Regions from separate parts of the Mus musculus genome. Here region 2 is linked to region 1. The links are chromatin contacts, found by POLR2A ChIA-PET in ENCODE. All regions are on one chromosome and are shown on one strand. Each heading gives the region's core, a stretch centred on a gene start or an enhancer-like site at or near the end of the contact. The rest is flanking DNA. Distances are from core to core; before and after follow the strand shown. Region 1 holds the start of Stx3 (syntaxin 3). Region 2 holds the start of Osbp (oxysterol binding protein).

Evidence for each region. ChIA-PET counts read pairs that join two places held with the same protein, here RNA polymerase II (POLR2A).
Region 2: POLR2A ChIA-PET joins it to region 1 with 40 read pairs in Patski. The contact joins the promoter of Osbp here to the promoter of Stx3 in region 1. POLR2A ChIA-PET finds 5 or more read pairs at or near these places in 4 of 5 experiments (Patski and embryonic stem cell).

The regions. Positions count from the first base shown.
Region 1 is chr19:11,818,129-11,821,536 of GRCm38, reverse strand. Stx3 (syntaxin 3) reads left to right here and starts at 2,134. Exons shown (of 11, transcript NM_152220.2): 1 at 2,134-2,845. The coding sequence starts at 2,816. It overlaps Gm41810 (a long non-coding RNA gene), which reads right to left. Exons shown (of 2, transcript XR_003952942.1): 1 at 3,197-3,408; 2 at 1-2,884.
Region 2 is chr19:11,964,485-11,967,666 of GRCm38, reverse strand. Osbp (oxysterol binding protein) reads right to left here and starts at 1,823. Exons shown (of 14, transcript NM_001033174.1): 1 at 1,371-1,823. The coding sequence starts at 1,726.

The DNA of each region.
Region 1 (3,408 bases), core at 885-3,384:
CCAATTTCTTTTAAGTATATGTACTTAGTGCTATGTGTTGGGTAGATTCCCTCAATTCTAAGAATAGAATGAATATTCTAAGGGTGGTGGAATTCAAGACATCCAATTTTAGAAACACCTTAGGTTTGTCCCTCCTCCCCGCCCCCTGCCATTCATTGTTTTTTGAGACAATGTCTTTCACTGGCCTGGCGCTCACAGCTAGGTAGATCTGGCTGGTAAATCTCAGGGATCCACTGTTTCTACTTTCCCAGTTCTGGAATTACCAGTATGTGCCACTGTGTTTGATTATTATTATTATTATCATTATTATTATTATTATTATTATTATAAGTTCTGGGAATTGAACTCCGGTCCTCATATTTGTGGAGGAAGCACTTTACTGACTGAGCTATCTCTTAAGCTCTGACTTATGTTTTTTTTTTTTTTTTTAAGTGTCTGGATTAAGGCAAGAAGTAATAGGGAAGAAAACTTGTTCTGTATAATAACTTTTTAACAGAGCTGGTACCATTCAGTCATGGAAGGTACTACCTTGGGAGTATACAGAAAAACTGAGCAAATTAAAATGACCAGTGACCACTAACAAAAAGCTGTTCCATGCTATGTATCCTATGGTGGCCTTATCTAATGCACCTTTCTGATTCTATAATAGTCTGTGACTTTCATTGTATCACAGCTATTGTCCAGCTATGTAAATTAGATATCGGTAGTAAGCAGAGTGCTTCTATTCATGGAGATTATAAGGACTTAGTGTACAGGAGAAGCACGGTTTCTTCTCCCATCCCCAGAGCTAGTTTTGCATCAAGTAACCTATTCATGCCAGCCTTCCTGCTGTTTGTCTGTGGATCTGAATGAGTTTAACCTCTTACTGGTTGCTTCACTAATAAGCTAAAACATTAAAATATATTCATTTTATATTTGCATGAGAGTCACAATTTTTTCCCTGTTGAAATCAATTATATCCTTTAAAATAATTTGCTGGGACTTAAAAAAATTTTTTTTTTACTTGTATGAATGTTTTTGCCTGCATTATGTCTGTATACCACATGTGTGTAACCTCTGCAGAGCCCAGAAGAGGGCGTTGCATCCCCTGGAACTGTGTGTCACCATGTGGATGCTGGGAATTGAACCCAGGTCCTCCAGTCAGTGTTCTTTACTGCAGGGCCGTTTTTTGCAGCCTAAAATCAATCGCGTCTTAACTGGAATCCTTTGTTCTTGCTTCAAAATGAATCCATCCTCCTTCCTCACTTCTGTCCAGATTTCAGACGTCCACACTTCGAGAGTTTTTCACTGTAACCCCTCTTACTGGAGAGGTTGAAACAGGAGAATGGCAAGTTCAAAGCTTGCCTGGGCAATTCAGGGAGATTCTGTCTGAAAGGAGAAAACCTAAGGGCTGATGCTAGAGAATGAGCTCGGTGGCGGAAGGTTTTCCAAGTGTTTGCTGGGCTGGGGTGGGGGTGTTCAAGCCCTAGCTGTAGGGTTACGACCACCAGGGGGCGTGGAAACTTTCGCAGTCCTCGCTGGGCCAGCGTCAGGACAGGAGCCGGAGGTCAGATAGAGGATTAGAGTTGATTACCGCATAGTTGGCTCTAACAGCTCAAGCCCTGCCTTACTTGACTACCTTTATGGCAGCGGAGGAAGTCAGTAGGAGCGTGCACATCGCAGAGGGTAAAGTCCGGTTATAATTAGAAAGTATCTATGGCCTTTAAGATTGAACACAAAGTCGAGGATACTTCTCGAACTTGAGACCAAGTCTTCACTAGCGCCAATTGTTGACCACTACTCTGGTCGATACGCCATTTGTTATCCCCAAATCAAATACGGAGGGGAAGGGAATAGGGGCACCGTTGAAGAGGAAGGGCAGTGAGAAGAACCACACTTTTCTAAAAATTCTTCAAATCCCAGGGCTCTTGACAGCAAGGAGGAGAGAGGTGGGCTTAAGTTTTCCAAATCAAACAAACGTCTTTATCCTACAACTCTGCCCGGTAGTTAAAAGTCAGTTGCTTCTTTTCTCGTACAGGCTAAGCAGAAAATTGCTAAGCAGCCTCTGATTTATATAGCTATGGAAACGGACTCTCCTAGATTCCCTCAAGTTATTCAAATTGTTAGTAAAAGGTGACTGGACCGCCTACACGACTTCGAGAGGCCCCACAACCACTAGCATCATAATCCCCAAATTCCTCGCCGCAGCCCGATCCAGGGCATCTCATCTGCAGTTACGCCCTACGGGAACAAGTCTCTGAGCCCGAACCGCACAGATTTTATACCCAACAGGTCCCTTCTTTAAGGCGGAATATCTCTTGAGCATCATCGGAACGTTTTCCCTCATCAAAGGGAGCAGGAACCAGCTTGTCTTCAACCTGAGGAGTCCGCAGAGGGCCGAACAATAAGAACAGTGCGGAAAATACGGAATCGAAGCCAGACAGACCACCCCCGCCTTTTTTTTTTTTTTTTTTTGTTTCTGCCTTTCGAGGGGCATGGGAAGGTGTGCCCGGAATGCTTCCGGCGCTGGAGCGCGCTGGCCCTTTAAGCAGGAGCTCGGGGAGCGGCCCAGGTATGGGGCGGGCCCAGGGGCGGGCGAGCCCTGAGCCGGCGCGGTCTCGTAGCCGGATTTGGAGCGCGGCGCCGGCGGGGGCCGGAGGGGGCGGCGCGGCGGACCTCGGTGGCCTCGGACGCTCCTCCTCGAGAGCGGCCGCCGCCCGCCTCCGCCCGCTCTAGCAGCTCTCTCGCCCCGGCCGGCAGCCGCCGCCGCTCCAGGCCGCTCACTTGGGACGCGCTCACCTGAGACAAGGCGCCCGCCGCCCTCACCTGGGCCAGGATGAAGGACCGGCTGGAGCAGCTGAAGGCCGTGAGTCCGCGGCGCTTGGGGGATCAGGCGGGCCCCGGGCTGCGGGGATCGGTCATCAGGATAAGTGGCGTGGGAGAGGGGCTTCTCCTAGTTCCCCTAACCCAGGCCGCAGGGGTGCTCTGCGCGCTAGGCCTCCCTCCGCCCAAGCCCCCGCCTCATCCCGCGGAGCTTTGCACCCTCCCCTCCCCTGCAGGGTCATGTGCTCGGTGATTCATCACCTAGCTGCGATTTCCCTGGACGCCCGTAACCCTCTTACCCCTTCTCCCCCAAAGCTGGACAGGGTTCCTCCAGAGCTGGACCCACTCGGGGACTTGAAATCAGCGGGGCTAATGGAGAAGTCAGGGGGCTCACCTCACCAGCTGTCTTCTGCCGCCTGGCACTGTGCCCCAAACCGGCCTCCTCTCCTTTCTATTTCCCTCCCGGAGCACCGGGCAGGGCTACTCCATCCCCGGAGTAGTTGAGAGTTCCGGGTGACTTCCGGAGCGGTGAGCCTGTTAGGTGCTGAGATGGCACCCCTCTTCCCATTCAGTGGTCTGTAATTATTTTGTCTTGTACCCCCGGAG
Region 2 (3,182 bases), core at 574-3,073, 150 kb before region 1:
ATGGAGGTTATTCGTCCCCCATGGGCCTCCTGATAGGAGAGAAACTACTGGTGAAATTGAAAAGGAATACAGGCTGAGCCACGCCCCCAGCAGTGTCTTGGGTTCCCAAACTGGATGGACTGTGGGAAGAGATTTCAACCAGAAATGGCGTTATTATTATACTAAGCAAATCCCTCTTAGAGTAGACTTCGGTACTTTCTTCATGAGACACACTGTAACACACTCTATAAACCTAAACCGTGTCTTAGGTGATTATCTCTGTATCTAACTGGTTCACGTAGCACTAACCTAGGTTTTAGGTTTTAAAGTATGAAGAGTAGTTTCAAATCCTGATTTCTCCAAGACCCTGGGAGAGCTGCGCATGCTGAGTCTGCTTTCTTGTCAAGAACATGGGAACATGTCCTAACTCCCAGGGAGATAGGAGATCTATGCGCACTAAATGAACAGTTGCATGTAAGACATCCAGCCACAATGCAAGGCTGTTGGGAAAGCTTATAACCTGTCCTCCAATCACCTCTCAACACCTCTGTCTAGTAATATAAGCCCCGAAGTGTGACATGTTATGACCATGCTATGAGTCACAGTAAGTATACATTAACCATACCAAAATAAGCACTGTGAAACCTTAACAATCATTTCAAAAACATGTGTTCTTCCTTTAATAAAACTTAATCTTAAATAAAACTAAAAGGTGCACGGTGACTGCTGGATAAGACAGTCATTCCCATGGGAAGAGGTGGGGCAGGCAAAAGTAAAAGCTATGGTAGAGTACACATCTCTATTGTGGACTGTCTAGACCGAGAAAGTACGCGCATGCTTGAAGAGGTAAGACATATGGTGGACAGAATCCCAAAGTCTCCCTGTGTGTGGTATTCTGATGTCGGAATGTGTATTCTGAGTAGACATGGGCAGGTATATCAAGGGTGTATCAGAAACATTAAATTTTAGAGACTAGAGCACAAAAAGTTAGGAGTTGTAACTTCCACTGTAAGTTCCTGAGGGACAGTGCCCGGGCTCGCGCTGTCTGTGCCCCTCCAGCTTCACAACAGTGCCTTACTTGCAGAATTAGCGATTGCACCCACGTGGTAGCGGAAATACAATGGCAGAGCAGATGCTCTCCAAACAATTGCTGACAGGAAAGACCCAGGGATGGAGGCAGATGAGGCACTAGGGGCGGGTGACAGCGGAGACAAGAGCAGTGTGTCAAATCTGCAGGTTCTGACTTCTGCAAGCTGTCAACCTGTGCAGGTGACAGACAGCGACCCAGGGCGACCTTGGCAGTGAAGCCAGCCGGCGGAGAGTGACAGCGCGGGTCTGTGGGCTGCACAGGGGGGGAGGCCAGGTGAGCGTGGCGCCCCGGAAGCAGTTACCTGTAGTAGCTTAGGAGCCCGTTGCTCAGCACGAACCATCGCCGCTGGTAGCCTTTGATGTAATTGGTCCATTTGAAGAGCCAGCCCTCTCTAGCCGAGCCCGAGCCCCCGGCGCCCGAACCGCCCGAGCCCGCGGCTGGCGGTGCAGAGCCCGGGCCGCCTGCCGCCACTCCTCCGGCCCCGGGGCCCGGGCCGCCCGCCGTCGCCGCCGTCGCGGCCGCCACCCCGGGGCCGGGCCCCGCGTCCCCGCGTCCGCCGCCGCCTCCCACCGCGGGTGGACCCGCGCCGCCGCCGCCCGGAGCCGCGATGGCTGCCGGGCCCGGCCCCACCACTCCTCTCAGCTCGGTCGCCGCCATGAGCCGCCGCCGCCCGGAGAGACACGACCGGAACCGCCTACGAGCTCCGCCGCCGCCGCCCGGAGCGCCCAACACGGCTAGCGCTTCAGCCGCCGCCGCGCAGCGTCCCCGCCCCGCCAGCCCCGCCGCGGGAAGGAGGGCTCGACTGCCGGGAAGGAGGGCGGCGATTGGTGCCGCCAAGTGTCACTTGCGGAAGACCCCGCGGACATTGGCATTTCTCTCGGGCCTGTCATGCTACTCCGCCCAGTGAGAAGCTCAAGGCGCGACGCGTCCTCCAGGCCTGCTTTCGATTGGCTAACAGGAAAGCCAATCAGGCAGGGCTACAAAATCATTGGTGGCTTTCCGAAGTCCGAGGACGGGAGAATGCAGAGCTCACGGCCGGTTTGGCCTCCGAATGGCTAGTACTTCCGTCAGTCATTACAGTTTATGCTTCTGTCATTGCCACGTCACCCCCGCCCATCGCGCTGCCCTTCATCCTCTTCCGCCCTTACGGATTGGTGGTTGATATCAGCTGCTCAAACCTTTCTACCAATTACTGAATGCATTGAAGTAAATGGGGCAGAGTCCAGCCTTCACATACTCATTCTTATTTTTTATTGGCTGACACCTATGTCTTTCACCTGTCGGTGGAGAGGCAGGGCTATGATTGGAGATGATTGGTTCTGGACATTGTCAGTGAAAGCTGCAGTTGGCCGAGATAGCAAATAAATTCATGGATGCACAAGTGGGCAGGCACGTTTGCAGCTTTAAGGAAGTGATGGGTCTCTATAAATGCTCTTGATGTGGGTGTGCTGTGGAATTCCCTCCTTCTCAATTGAGACTTGCAGATGGCCTTAATAAAGAGAGATGGATGGTTCCTGGGTCTCCTAGGGATTCCGTTTTCATATCCTGCTTCCGGAAGAACCCAGAGAGAGCTTCCTCGGCCCCCTCCTGGACTCACGACTCCTCCAATCCTCACCCCATTCCCTTTCCTGGTCTACCCTCTGTCTCTTCACTCTAGATTCTAATACACTTCTATTAATTCTGACCATCTAGTTGCCGACCTTATTTACGGGGAGAATAGATTGGCAAAGACCTACTACCTACCTTTATATCTCTTTTCCAAATCTAAAGGCCCTTGTTAGGTTTAGTGTGGTAAAAACACAATTAATTCTCTTGTTTATTGCTAGGGTTTTGTTTTGAACTGGGTGTTGAATGATTAGATTTGATCAGCTTAATTACAGCTGTGTTAGAGGTCACAAATTTCAGTAACTAGTCCAGCATTGAGCTGTTGTGAACTATTATTACAAAAATAGCCAAAACCTGCATTTTGGGGAATCTAACACCTATTACAGTGTAGCAGTTTTTGACCTGGCAGTAGGAATAGGGTTTAACTTTTATTTATTCATTTCTTCTGATTTGTGTGTGTGTGTGTGTGTGTGTGTGTGTGTACACCTAAGTGCAGGTACTTGTGGAT